Linked DNA regions of Homo sapiens: regions 2 and 3 are each linked to region 1. Evidence: chromatin contacts called from ENCODE Hi-C or POLR2A ChIA-PET data. All regions are on one chromosome and are shown on one strand. The core of a region is the stretch at or near the end of the contact, and the rest is flanking DNA. Distances in the headings are between cores, read along the strand shown. Region 1 has its middle 110 kb from the start of MKLN1-AS. Region 2 overlaps LINC-PINT (long intergenic non-protein coding RNA, p53 induced transcript). Region 3 overlaps LINC-PINT (long intergenic non-protein coding RNA, p53 induced transcript).

Region 1 (4,678 bases), core at 1,586-4,085:
ACACACACTGCCCAAACCCAACAGAGAGTGTTATACCTTAGGGGAGATGCTTTGTAAAAGCAGCCATGAAATCTCCAAAGGAGATCCTGGGAGACTCTACATAAACCAGAGTGGCAGCATGGTGGAGTAGTGAAAAGCATGACTTCGGGTATTAAAGATGCTAATACCAGAGAGATGTCTTCCCTTCTTCCACCACGTGGGGACACAGCAGGAAGGTGCCATCTATAAACCAGAGAAGTAACAGCTGGGTAACTCTGAGCAAGTCCTTAACCTCTCTGGGCTTCAGTTTCCTTTTCCTCATCCATAAAATTCAGACAATAGTAGTTCTTAGCTCACAGGGTTGTTGTAAGGATTAAATGAGTTAATATTTAAAAATACTTAGAGGCCAGGCACAGTGGCCTGTAATCCCAGCACTTCGGGAGGCCGAGGTGGGCAGATCACTTAAAGTGATCACTAGATCACCCTAGCCAACATAGTGAAACCCCATCTCTACTAAAATTAGCCGGGCATGGTGGTGCATGCCTGTAGTCCCAGCTACTCAAGAGGCTAAGGTAGGAAAATTGCTTGAACCCAGGAGGCGGAGGTTGCAGTGAGCCGAGATCACACCACCACAATCCAGCCTGGGCGACAGAGCAACACTCCATGTCAAAATAAATAAATAAATAAAATAAAAGCACTTAGAACAGTGTCTGAACAGTGTCTGTCACACAGCAAGAACTATTTAAGTGTTACATTTAAAAAGTGGCAAGAGGCCGGGCATGGTGACTCATACCTGTAATCCCAGCACTTCGGGAGGCTAAGGTGGGTGGATCACCTAAGGTCAGGAGCTCGAGACCAGCCTGGTCAACATGGTGAAACCCCACCTCTACTAAAAATACAAAAAAAAAAAAAAAAAATTAGCCGGGTGTGGTGGCACACACCTGTAATCCCAGCTACTCAGGAGGCTGAGGCAGGAGAATCATCCAAACCAGAAGACGGAGGTTGCAGTGAGCCTAAATCATGCCACTGCCCTCCAGCGTGGGTGATGGAGCCAGACTTCGGTCTTTAAAAAAAAAAAAAAAAAAAAAAGTGGCATGATCAAATCTCCAGAATGGAAACCTCAGTTGGTTCCATGATTCACCCAGTCTAAGGAGGTCTTCCATTGGCTCTGTCCTGCACTTACCCTCTCAGCATACTGGCATGAGGAGGTTGGAAGATGCCTGGACACCTTTCTCCTCCAGCACTAGGCAGGGCACCTCTGCTCTACTCTGCTTCTTGGCCATGTGCACGCCCAGGGCCATGAACCAACAATGGGGAGCTCCACCCAGGGCTTGGACCAGAAATGGGCATCCCTCAATTCAAACCCCGCAGGCCCTTTCCAGGCTCCATGTCTGTACTGTCACCAAGTGTTGCAACTCAACCTGTCCATCACGCATACTGTGCACCAAGCCAGGGTTACAGAACACAAGGAAAAGCTATTCTTGAGAAAGGTAGGAAAAGCAGATAAAGGTTTGCTGCAAAATCACTGATATGAGGCAGATGGATTAACATGGGAGAAAAGGTATACAAATTGACTTCATATGCATGAAACTACCCACACAGGGTTGACAAGAATTGCATGCCAGGTTCTGGACAGAAATACAGGTATTTCATAGTGCATTCATAGAATATATTACATAATATGTTATATAATATCATTAATTAAATATAAGCATTAATCAGGCTGCACTTTGGCCCACTTCCTTGTTGCTAAAAGTCACTAGATACTGAAGATTTGTACCCTCTCTGTTCCTCCAGACGGGATATCTGACGTCAGAATCAATCATAAGGCTTTTGTTTAAGGATCACTTAAGATGTTTTTTAGACCTCTAATTCTAGCAACCAATTTGAAGACCCCCCACAGAGGAAGAGGATCAGCATGAGCGAATAGCTGCTTCATCTCCCTGTCCCATGATGTCACGCTACACTCTTCTACCAACTGATGACCTCCACACTGGCCCACTCCAAAACCCTTAATAACCCTAACTCCAAATTCCTCCTGGAGATGTGTTTGAGTTTTTCTCCCATCTCCTTGTTCAGTGACCCTATGATTAAACCTCTTTCTCTGCTCCAACCAGGTGTCTCGGTATATTGACTTGCGTGGGCATTGGGCAATGAACCTATTACGGTTACATGTATACAAGGGCCTTCAGAATGAAGATCCAGCTTCCCAATGAGATACAGAAGCTTTGATACCGTCTTGAGGTTACAGAAAAAAATGGGGGCTTGATCCTTATAAAACAGGTTATGGGAGTGGGGAGAAAGAGAATTCTGTTGAGGGGCAATAAATGATTACTAGGGAGAATGATAGGATGGGGACTAGAAATTAACTTGTAAATAGTTTTCATTGGAATAATAAATGAGTGGAAAGACAGGCACTATCTTGTGAAAGGGTCTGTTCATGTGTGGTTACATTCTTGGTCTTCCAAAGAGGGAAAGAAAACAATTGTTCTCCTTGGTAAGACTGATCTCAGGCAGATAAAGGAACTTCAATTTCTTTGGTAGAGATTGGAGGTGAGGGGGGAAGGTCGGAAGGTCAGAGAGACCTTGAGGATTCCTCAGTGCGGCATGTCAGTGCGCCATATTGTGGGATGTTGGTTTCTGAGCCCCACCATAGAGAAACTAGCAGGTGGCAGGAAGAAGGAAGGATCACGTAAGAGGAAACCAAACACACAAGGAAAAAAGTAAAAAGCTGAAGTAAGTATGAGGAAACTTTTTTTGTCTCTCTATTTTTGGCCAAGTGAAAAAAACAAACACAAGAGAATAAACCCAGTGACTAGAATCAGACACAGCCAGTGGAGGGAGGGAACAAAAGCGAGCTGCAGAATTGCAAATCCATGCTAATTACCTCACCCTTCCTCCTGTGCTGGGCTGAACCCAGGGCCCGACAGCCATTTGTACCATGGCCTAATAATGATTTCATTTCACAGACTTCCTCCCACTTTTTTTTTTTCCTTACAAAGTCCATCACAATTCTGTTTTGGGAAGTAGAAACAGTATCTATCTTTAGACAAGTTAAATGCCAAAAGAACTCAGATAAGCATATCTGAGAAGTAAAGAATAGTTGGTGTGACCAGGACAAATTTCAAATCACAAATATTCGAAATTCTTCTCTGTGCCTTGGAGAGAGAAGTGCCTTTGTTTGCTGAATTGGCTCACAGAACGACTTGGCCTTTGTCCTGTTGTGTAGGACACAGGATGGGGCACAGAAACCAAGGGGAGGCAAAATATTTATCAAGTGCCTACTATTATATCAGGCATTCTGCAAGATGTTAGAAATGCCTCTGCCCTCTGGATGCTAACACTATTTTTTTTTTTAACATTTTTAAAATTGTGGTAAAAAATACCCAAAATATAAAATTTGCCATCTTAACCACTTTTAAGTCTACTGTGCATTTGTGTTAAGTGTGTTCACATTGTTGGACCATCAATCTCCAAAATTTTCCATCTTGCAAAACTGAAGCTTTGTACCCATTAAACAACTCTCATTTCTCCTTCCTCCCCCAGCTTCTGGCAACCACCATTCTGCTTTCTGTTCCTAAGAATTGACCATTCTAGATACTTCACATGAGTGTAATCACACTCATAAATTAGTCTCATAAATGAGTCTGAAAGACAGGCACTATCTTGTGAAAGGGTCTGTTCATCTGTGGTTACATTCTTGGTCTTCCGGAGAGGGGAAGAAAATGCTTGTTCTCCTTGGTAAGACTGATCTCAGGCAGATAAAGGAACTTCAATTTCTTTGGTAGAGGTCGGGGGTCGGGGGGAAGGTTGGAAGGTCAGAGAGACCTTGAGGTATTTGTCTTGTTGTGACTGGCTTATTTCACTCGGCATCATGTTCCCAAGGTTCATCCATGTTGTAGCCTGTGTCAGAATTTCCTTTCTTTTTAAGACTGAATAATAATCCATTGTATGCACATACCACATTTTATTTATCCACTGGGAACCACCTATACAAAAATTACGACAGTGAAGGAAATGTAGCATAACTAACTACATCTTGTTTTAACCTCACAGGCTAACTTGCTCATTCCAAGCTAATTATGGGAGGAATTTAGTTCATAGTTTAACTTCAAAACAAAGACGATGATACTTCTTTCCTGAACTAACCCCCTCTACTTGCTCAGGGACCAAAACCACTTTCATATAACTAACGTAAGTCCACAAGGTTAGAATTGTGACAGAGGTCTGAATTCTGCTAAGATATACACATAATTAAACTCTAATCAGTCATTGTTTTATAACTTGCCTTTAAAAACTACTTACTACTCAGGAGTCATGTAGCGAATGGTAACAAGATTTATAACTTTTCCAATTGCCCCTATGGATAACATCATTATTGTAAAACCTAAGAATGGTATTTGAGATATTTTTCAGACCTTGTATTCCGTATGAACCAACTGGCACCACTCAGACCCATAACCTGCACCCGAGAACTGACTCAGTGCAAGAAAACACTTTCAAGCCCCTATGATTTCATCCCAACCCAACCAATCAGCATTCCCCATTCCCTAGCTCCTGCCTGCCAAACTATCCTGGAAAAACCCTAGCCCTCACATTCTTGGGGAGGCGGATTTGAGAATTATCTCCTGTCCTTCCATTTGGCTGGCCCCACATTTATTAAACTCTTTCTTTGCTGCAGAACCTGCTAGTTTTGCAT
Region 2 (4,678 bases), core at 1,070-3,569, 320 kb after region 1:
GAAGGAAAAAAAAAAAAAGAATATTCTCTCTTTGTCCGATTAAGAAGTGGAGGTAGACAGCGATTCGACATGTTGTATGGGCGAGGCTGTGCTGAGCTTGCGTCTGGGACAATGACCAGACAGATGAAAGGAGAAGTGAGAGATATTTTTAGCACATCAGGACTGCTTTGAAACATTGATTTTTTTTCCATCTCCTCCCACCCCCCATAATTCCAGCAGGAAGATTCAGTGGCAGGCACTTTAATTCAGTGTAAAAACATCTTCTATATTACACACTAAAATATTCATGAGGAAAGGGAGTTGCTGATTTTAAGGCGTAGCTTTAAAACCCACGTCTGTCGGCTTGATGGTCAGTGTCCCGCCACACAGTCTGGAAGTGTGACGTGGCCAAGGAGGACCCCCAGAAGGATCCTGTGTCTTCCGTGGGGACTACTCCTTTCCTCAGAGGAGCGGGTTCACAGGAAACTGGAGCAGAAGGATGCCTTTAGCCCCACTCCTGTTGGTCCTCAGTCCCTTCTCCTTTGATCAGGTGGTTCAAGCACGCCTTGAAGTTCCGGTGTTCAAACAACGTGACCTCTGCAATTACGTTCTAATACTTGTCGGTGCCCAACTTAAACCACTAGCAATGTTAGTTAAAAACATCAGGGAGGCCGGGCGCGTGGCTCATGCCTGTAGTCCCAGCACTTTGGGAGGCCTAGGCGGGCAGATCACTTGAGGTCAAGAGTTCGAGACCAGCCTGGCCAACATGGTGAAACTCTGTCTCTACTGAAAATACAAAAAAAGTTAGCCAGGTGTGGTGGCGGGTGCCTGTAATCCCAGCTACTTGGGAGGCTGAGGCTGAGGCAGGAGAATCACTTGAACCCGGGAGGCAGAGGTTGCAGTGAGCTGAGATCGCGCCACTGCAGTCTAGCCTGGGTGACAGAGACAAAACACAAAACAAAACAAAACACCTCAGGAGGCTGTAAATCAAGCACAACTGAAGCAAAGATAAAAACGGGCAGTCTCAGAATCACCTTTGAAGGTGGAAGGAAGGGCGTTTGTGTGTGACAAGAAGAGTGTACGTTCATACAAGGGTTTTTACTCCTCCTCTGAAAAGTCCTGCTTGGTGGCTGGCCAGTTTGTCATGCTTGGCTGCCCAAGCAAGTGGTGGCAGTCGGAGCACAGGAGAAAGCCGCAGGGGGTGAGGAAGAAGTGCTGGAGAGGGCGCTCCACCTTTCGGCTGCCCTGACCTGTCTCCAGCCCCAGGGCATGTGGTTCTGGGCCGGGCACTGGCCCCCTCTCTGTGGACTGTACCAGGCAGCGGGTAGTGCACAAGCTCTGAGGTCAGGCCACCTGGGCCTAAACTCCAGCTCTGCTCCTTGCTAGCAGTGTGACTCTGGGCACGTTCAAGTTACTTCATGCTTTGTGCCTCAGTTTCCTCATCTGTGAAATGGGGATGGTAACAGGACCCTCATCCCAGGACTGCTGTGTGGATTGAAGTGCCTGCAACGGGATTTGTCTTTTCTGGGATCGCGGTGGATGCTCTATTCCAGGTGAGGGAGTCTCTTGCTTTCTCCTACCTCTTGCAGCCGCTTTGCCTCTGAGTGGCAAATAGCAAGTGGCTGAAAATCACAATGAGCCCGTCAGAGAATGGGGATGGGCCACAAGGCCACAGTCGGATGGGTTCTCCATGCCCTCGACTATGCAGCGGGGTCAGGGCATCCCTTCCTCCTGGGGTGCCCACACCATTCCCTTGGAAGTTTAGACAGCAGCCCTTGCCTCGCCAGACGCAGCAACCCCTCCCAGCTACACGTGGAATCTGTGGCCCAGCCTCCCTCAGATGACCCGCATTGCCTGACAGAGACCAGGGGCCCTGAGGGGTGGCTGTCGCTGGCCTGGGACAGGGTCCCTGCAGGTTTTCAGGGTCCTCAGCAGCATTCGCCAGCGTCGGGTCAGACTGAGTCATGGGGCCCGAGCTCTCCACGAGTTGGTTCTCCAGTTGGTTCTCGTTGGGGGTAATGCCCTTCATCGAACCGCTTCATCCCCAGCCTGTATTGTCTCCGTCTCTTCGCAGTTGTCAGAGGGCTCGGCCGCCACCCTGAAACAGCCCAGAGCTCTCTGAAGAGCACGAGCTTTTACGCTTCTCTCCCCAAATCAACTGACTTTTTCATTGCTTCTGTGGAGGCTTTCTGTGGGAGAAAAGCGTGTTTATGGGGCAAGCTCAGAGAGCTCCTGTCCCCGTGGTGGAATTTTTTTAGTGGCTCTGCCCACGTGGTGGTGAGCGCCGGTGAGGATGGGACGCATTTTCTGCTAAAATGGCTGTGCGAGGCTGCCACCTCGTGGCCAGCACAAGGCAGTGAGTGTGTCCCTTGCTGGAGCTTCTGGGTGAAATAAACTCATTTTAAAGGTCTTCAGCAAGGACCTCACTCCCTCACTCTCTCAGTGTGCATATCATTCCAGCTCCAGGGCTTAATGCGTCTGTTGTGGCATCTCTCAAATCTGTACTTTGCTATCTCTTTGACTACAGAGTCACTACCTTCCGATAAGCCCTTCTGCTGTCTCCAGACCGATCCTTCTAAAGCGTAGATGTCATTGTCTTTCTCTCATTAAAGCTCTTTCATGGCTCCTCATTTTCCAGGTTCCAGCTCATGTCTCAGGAGGCCGCTAAGCCCACTCCTCTGCCCCAGCCTGTGTCTGCGCACGTCTCTTCTCCCTTCCTCCTGGTTTCCTCTGGCTGATACCTGCTCACCTGAAAGTCATCTCAGGTGCCACCTCCTCCAGGGATTCCTCGCATTAGATTAGCTTCCTTCTTCCCCATTCCTAGCTGACTTCCTTCATTATGCCTCAGATCCTTTTTTTGGAAGAAAAAGAAAGAAATGGAAGACAGACTGGCCAGCAGGGGGAGAGAGAGGGAGGGAGGGCATATCAGAGAATTCAATATGCTGCGTTTTAACCAGATACTTTTCTTCCTCTCCCACAAGGCATCAGAGTAGAGACTGCCTTTCATCTCTCTCCCCCTTGTGTAATAGCACAGTGTCTGGCAGATAACTGTTGCTTGCTAATTATTAGAAGGAAGAAAGGGAGGGAGAATAAAAGCCAGCATCACCATGTGATCTTCCTAAGTGCGACAGATGTGAGAAAAGAACTACCTTAAGCTCCAGGGGCCCTAGAGGAACGGCGCTGCGTGCTAGTGCAGATGGTAGCAAACGCTCTCACCTGGCTTGGCAACACTTCTTCACCTCTTCTTTCTACCACCACAGCGACTGTCTCCCTCCAGCCCATCCTACTGCCAAATTCATCTTCTATTAAGCATAGCTTCAATCACATCATTTCTTTATCAAAACACTTCTACAGAGGAGTTCCAAATGCTTTAGCCGGGCCGTCCAGGGCCTCCACAGGATGACCCCAGCCCATCTAGTTTTCTACCACTCTTTATGTGTTTCCTAAGTACCATTCATTATTTTAGGACTTGGTATTTGCTGATGAATTTACTTACTTACTTGAGAGTGTGGCAAAAGCACATCCTAAACTTTCAGTTAAAAGGAGTTTGATTGATTGACCTGCTCTGAGTTTAAGGCACGTGCTGGTCACTGTGGGAGCCATTAAAGAAGGTATTGTTCTGTGGCCGCCAGGAACAGATAGCCCAGCTGGGGACAAGACAAAAAAGCAGGGGGCATTAAGGAACAGACAGCAGAAAGGAACATGTCACAAGTGCACAATTAATCGCCAAATATATGGCTCAAGAAGGGGTGGTGATCAAACCAGATAATGTCTGTGAAAGTGCCTCTCTCCTGTCAAACTCCCAATTCCGAGCAGTCCTACAGTCGGCCCCTTCCACAGGGCGTAGCCCTGTCATTCCACCTCAAACGTCGTACACACTCGGCCTGTCCTACAAAGCCCTTCGTGATAAGGCCTGCTTCTCCTTCCCACCTTGTGGGACCCCCGACCCTGGAACCCCGAGCTGCAGAGCTGGAGAGAATGCACTCTGTTGTTTGGTATACGTGTTCCTTGAAACATTCACTCCTCCCCATTTTCCTTCGGTGTTTAACCTGTTCTTCCTTTAAAATTCGGCTTTTCCTTTAAAATCCAGCCTGGAGCTCCCCAATGAAGACTTCTGTGGCGCTGCAGGCAAAACTCACCACCTGCAGAGTCTCTGCTCTCCCTTGTCAAATACGCGTTTGTGACATACATTGGAAGGCATCGGGCACATTTCTGTCATCTGTGTGACTGTGGACCTCTGCCGCAGGGGTCATGTCCTTTCCCTTTACAGTGCTTGATGAGGTACACGTCTTGTCAATGTTTGTCACGGACTGAAACTTAACACATTAGAGAGGACAGCAAAGTCAGTTGACTCTAAATTGTTAAGGCACAAGCTCTGTGAGTTCAGAAGAGACATGTGCCAGAATCGGTCCAGGGAGGTTCTTAGAACCTACCAGTTCTAAGTAGGAGTTCTTAGAACCTACCAGTTCTAAGTAGGAATTCTTAGAACTGGAAGGTCAAAGCTTTGTACATGTGAAATAGATCAAACAATAAAAAGAATTCCATGTAGAATAGCTCAGTGTCTGTGGCTCCTAATGGCTCCCCCATTCTCTGCACCAGCCAGCGGGAGGAGAAAGCCTGCAGAGTGGGGGCAGCGGAGACAGAACATCTTAACCCCAGCAGAGGCTTTATCTAAGGAAGTAGAGCGAATGCCCTGAAG
Region 3 (4,678 bases), core at 1,187-3,686, 260 kb after region 1:
TTTGCAGCTAGGAGCCTGGCCTCTCCTGTTCCTGGGTGGTGAGTTGGGATTCAATCTGTGAGATGGGGGCCTGTTCATAAAAACTCATCTTGCTTTGCTGAGAGTCTTTTTCCTTTTTGCCCAATAGATTCCATAACCCCTCACCCTTCAAAGGGTCTGTGTGCGTAACTTTTCCTGGTCATGTGACAAGAACCCAGTTTTTTCTACAATAGTAAGGAATCAGTGAGCATTAGTATTCTTTCTCTTTTTCTTCCTCTTCTCTTTGGCAGTATATTTTTCGCTTTCCAGCTGTAGCATCTGTTAGTGTAATATTCATATTTGCCCTCAAGTACTGCATTTTCCAGGTTTCTGCAGCTTGGACTTTTCTGTCTTGGTGGAGTGAAGCAGAGGTAGGTGGGGAGGGGAGATCAAGTGAACCCAGCCTGGCTCTCCTTTTATTTCCCTGGAGTTAGAAGCCACAAGTTGTCCTGAGGAGGCTTTGCTGTTCTTGTCACTCCTGACTTCAGCAGGAATCAAGGACAAAATAATTGAATGATAAAGGAAGATGGAAGCAGCTATAATCAGCTGTTCAGTTCCAGTAACAGGAAAAGTAGTCCTCAAACTTTAGAGGACATAAGAATGACCTAGGATGCCAGTTAAAATTCATTTTCCTGGGCTCCTCCCCAGAGATTCTGAGTCCAAACTTAGGTAATTCTTAGTTTTTAATGTTTTGGTTGATCACTAGTATAGCACAAAGATTAATATATTTTTAAGAGTTTTTACCACTCTTTGGTAAAGTTTGCTACCCTCAGGGAGCCCCAAAATTACGGCTTAGAATTCTTGGCTTAAAAAATGAGCCAAACCATCCCCATACCTATGTATGACTCTCGGGCAGTCATGTAACACGAACAAGCTTTGGCAGTGGTGTGAGACTTATTTGTAAATTGCCAGTGTCAACATAATTCTTTTCTCATTGGCATTGCCTAGTTAAGGAGTCAAGTCTCACTGTGGTTTGTTCTCTCTGTGGTTTCCGTAGGGTTGGGGAGAAGGCTACAGAAAAACGAACCCTTTCTAGTTTTGACTGTCTAGGGAGTAAAAAAAAAAAAGCCTGTCATCTTTCTGAATTAGGATATAAGACGCCTGCCCTGAAGGTGGCAAATCAGACTTCCACACGCATTGCCTTCATTTAGCCAATAGCCCGCTCTGAATGTGTATATTACGATGTGCAGTTTCATTCATCAAGGGGATTTCGGGCTCCAGCAGCACGCAGCCTCCAGTCTTGAGTGACTCCTGGGCTTTGGCTCAGCAGTAACTCCTCCATAAAAACAAGTGTGTGCATCTGGCTGTTAGAAGAATTCATGCTCATCCGGGTAAGGATAAACTGGAGAAATTATTCCTTTTTTTCCCTTTGGGTGGTTTTGAGGTTTTAGAAAAATTGATCCTCTCTTTGAGAAGAGTTCAGAACTATTTGTCTGAAGTTTTTCCATCCAAACTGCTTTATCGTATTATCCACTGTCTTACCCTTTTCCTGTGAAATCTACCCTCTTCAAAACATAGTTTCATTTTCAAATTTTAAAAGATAAGATTCCATTTTTCTTTCCGTGCATGAAACTTTAAAAATTAAATCACCACAGTTGCTACTGGCTTAGAAGTGGGGTCTTATATTTTTAGGAAGTATACTTTAAAAGTTAGGCAGAGGGGAAATCTATGTTTGCATTTGATTTATGAAACAGTGACTGTTACATTAAAGGGCGGATTTTCAGACATACTACTTGATCTGCTCTGACAAGCTATGAGCTCTCTCTCTCTGCCACTTTTCTCCCGAACTGTGTTCTAATGGTGGAATCAGCTCATCTTTTTTCCTTAGGCATGTGGTTTAGTCTGTGTACATTCAGCGCGGTGGCATTTTTCTTGAAGAAGTGACTAAGGCTTCTTGGATGAATTCTGTCTTTGAAAGAGGTAGTAGAATTGCATCAGAAAGGCATTTACAGTAAATGGCTACCCCCCCTTCCTGTAATGACCGCATGTGAAAGAATGCATTAATTCTTGTTTTGAGGAAATGAGAGTTGTAGAGTTCTATGAAAAACTCCCTTTTTTATCATTAGTTAGCCAGGTTTGAATGTTCACATTTTAAAAATCAGGCTCATTTTGTGCTATCTAAATAAAAGTCACAAAGATACAGCTTTCCACTCCATGTTCTATGTGGAGTAACCAATCATCCTGAACTCAAAAAGAGGAAATTATGTTGAATATGGCTACAGTTAATGGCATAAGCCTAAACTAAATTAATTTCTTCATAGTCTTTTTTTATATTAAGTTACTGTGCTTCCTAGCTATGTTGCTGATTTGTCCATCAGGATTTGATTCTCAGTGCGACGGACGATGAAGACTAAAAGGAAACTCCCATAGATGATCTGGTCAGGAGTTCTCATGGAAGCAGTACCGCCCCCTAGGTGACAGAGTGGAAATTTATGAGGGTATTCTGGTGGTACAATGAAGGATTTTTCTGGTTTTTTTTTGAGATGGAGTCTCACTCTGTTGCCCAGACTGGAATGCAGTGGTGTGATCTCAACTGACTGCAACCTCCGTATCCTGGGTTCAAGCAACTCTCCTGCTGCAGCCACGTGAGTAGCTGGGATTACAGGCCCAAGCCACCACACCCAGCTAATTTTTGTATTTTTGGTAGAGACGGGGCTTCCCCATGTTGGTCAGGCTGGTCTCAAACTCCTGACCTCAGGTGATCCGCCGGCCTCGGCCTCCCAAAGTGCTGGGATTACAGGCATGAGCCACCTCGCCCAGCCTAATGAAGGATATTTCATGAGTGAGAGCGAGAGAACTTAATGTCCCACAGTAGAAAAGAGATAAAGAATTGCCCTGTAGTACACATGACTTTCAGTTATCCTGTTGGACATTCGTGTAGGGAAAGATCAGTTTATAATTTTCTGAACCTAGACTTTATTTTTTCATAAAAATGCAAAATAATTTTTGCATACTTTTAATATACACAGAATAGATTCATTTTCATTCTCTGGTCCACCTATACTACTTCTTTCATTTTCCTGCACTTTTAATATGGAAAGCTTCTAATCTGACTTCTCTTAAATACAAGCTTCTTCTTTATAAGTAAGTTACAAGCATCTATTTGATTACATAGTTAATTGTACCTGAAAATTATTTATATAATGAAATGTGAAGTATTTTTTATTATAAATTGCTTCTTTTAGATTATCTTTTATGTACATTTAGGATATTCATGTTTTAAAGCTGCATGTACAGTAGTTAATATTATCAACAAATTTGATTTTAGAGTAGTAAATGGGACATGACAGAATTTTTTTGTCATATAAAGAGAGCTATGAGAATAATGGATAGGGTTTTGAACCAATGAACCAATCCGTGCCTCAGCGTTTAAGGAAGGAGGGTATGCAAATTACCCAGATAGGAGGGATGCTTATCTTCTTCATGAAGTTCCCCAGGGAAGATTTCACGTGTACCTCATTAATTTGTATTAGTATTTTGAAATCTTCATAGTAAGCTAGTTCTTCTGTATTAATATTTTCTAGGAGTCTTCATATGTCACTCTAAAAACATGACCGGGCCAGGTGCAGTGGCTCATGCCTGTAATCCGAGAACTTTGGGAGGCCGAGGCAGGTGGATCACTGAGGTCAGGAGTTCAAGACCAGCCTGGCCAACATGGTGAAACCCCGTTTCTACTAAAAATACAAAAATTAGCTGGGCATGGTGGCAGGTACCTGTAATCCCAGCTGCTCGGGAGGCTGAGGCGGGAGAATCACCTGAACCCGGGAGGCAGAGGTTGTAGTGAGCTGAGATCGTGCCATTGCACTACAGCCTAGGCGATAGAGCAAGACTCTGTCTCAAAACAAAACATGGCCAGGCACAGTGGCTCATGCCTGTAATCCCAGCATTTTGGGAGGCCATGGTGGGCGGATCACCTGAAGTCAGGAGTTCAAGACCAGCCTGGCCAACATAGTAAAACCTTGTCTCTACTAAAAATATAAAAATCAGCCGTGTGTGATGGCACACTCCTGTAATCCCAGCTACTCAGGAGGCTGAGGCAGGAGAATTGCATGAACCTGGGAGACAGAGGTTTCAGTGAGCCGAGATTGTACCACTGCACTCCAGCCTGGGTGACAGAGTGATACTCTGTCTCAAAAAAACAAAACGAAAACAAAAAAAACCTGTGACTTTTGGTTACTCCCCTTCTGTAGAAAAGATGAGCAGGTATTGAGAGAAGTAAACTGTAAACTTGCAGAGGAGTTAAAAACAGACTCAGGTTTTCTTGAACAGTGGACATGGTGGCACTGTCCCTTTGTCATGAACATAGTCCACATATGCCATTACAAACTGTTGACAGTACTGTAAAATATAACACATTCTAGGTAAGGTATTGTCTATATGGTAGATTAAATCAGAAATACAAAGGCTGGGTGTGGTGTTTCACGCCTGTAATCCCAACACTTTGGGAGTCTGAGGTGGGTGGAGCACTTGAGGTCAGGAGTTTGAGACCAGCCTGGCCAACATGGCAAAAACCCATTCCTACTAAAAATACAAAAGTTAGCTGCACGTGGTGGTGCACACCTGTAATCCCAGCTACTTGGGAGACTGAGAAAGGAAAATTGCTTGAACCTGGGAGGCAGAGGTTGCAGTGAGCTGAGATCACGCTACTGCACTCCAGCCT

Evidence for each region. Hi-C counts contacts between places; a loop is a spot of excess contacts on that map. ChIA-PET counts read pairs that join two places held with the same protein, here RNA polymerase II (POLR2A). Pooled maps may share reads with other maps.
Region 2: a pooled map shows a loop between it and region 1 (2.2-fold over the local background). The contact joins two enhancer-like sites. A Hi-C loop is called at or near these places in 2 of 50 pooled maps. POLR2A ChIA-PET finds 5 or more read pairs at or near these places in 6 of 52 experiments (A673, T-cell, activated CD4-positive, alpha-beta T cell and 3 more).
Region 3: a loop to region 1 is called in a pooled map, with 3 times the contacts of the local background. The contact joins two enhancer-like sites. A Hi-C loop is called at or near these places in 2 of 37 single-sample maps with no recorded cell type and 3 of 50 pooled maps. POLR2A ChIA-PET finds 5 or more read pairs at or near these places in 1 of 52 experiments (CD4-positive, alpha-beta T cell).

The regions. Positions count from the first base shown.
Region 1 is chr7:131,217,893-131,222,570 of GRCh38, reverse strand. It overlaps a transcript of MKLN1 not described here. Among named protein-coding and RNA genes, the nearest start is that of MKLN1-AS, 110 kb to the left of the region's middle. RefSeq lists a silencer at 1,335-1,535 and an enhancer at 3,419-3,488. Within about 2 kb of position 2,835, at least 16 of the 41 ENCODE cell types and tissues checked have a DNase peak (open chromatin) inside an H3K27ac peak, as active enhancers do.
Region 2 is chr7:130,894,777-130,899,454 of GRCh38, reverse strand. The region is part of intron 6 of LINC-PINT (long intergenic non-protein coding RNA, p53 induced transcript); the gene reads left to right. Among named protein-coding and RNA genes, the nearest start is that of LINC00513, 16 kb to the left of the region's middle. Within about 2 kb of position 2,319, at least 28 of the 41 ENCODE cell types and tissues checked have a DNase peak (open chromatin) inside an H3K27ac peak, as active enhancers do.
Region 3 is chr7:130,957,794-130,962,471 of GRCh38, reverse strand. All of the region lies in intron 5 of LINC-PINT (long intergenic non-protein coding RNA, p53 induced transcript), which reads left to right. Among named protein-coding and RNA genes, the nearest start is that of LINC00513, 47 kb to the right of the region's middle. RefSeq lists enhancers at 1,217-1,306, 1,860-1,949, 1,276-2,475, 4,294-4,353. Within about 2 kb of position 2,436, at least 16 of the 41 ENCODE cell types and tissues checked have a DNase peak (open chromatin) inside an H3K27ac peak, as active enhancers do.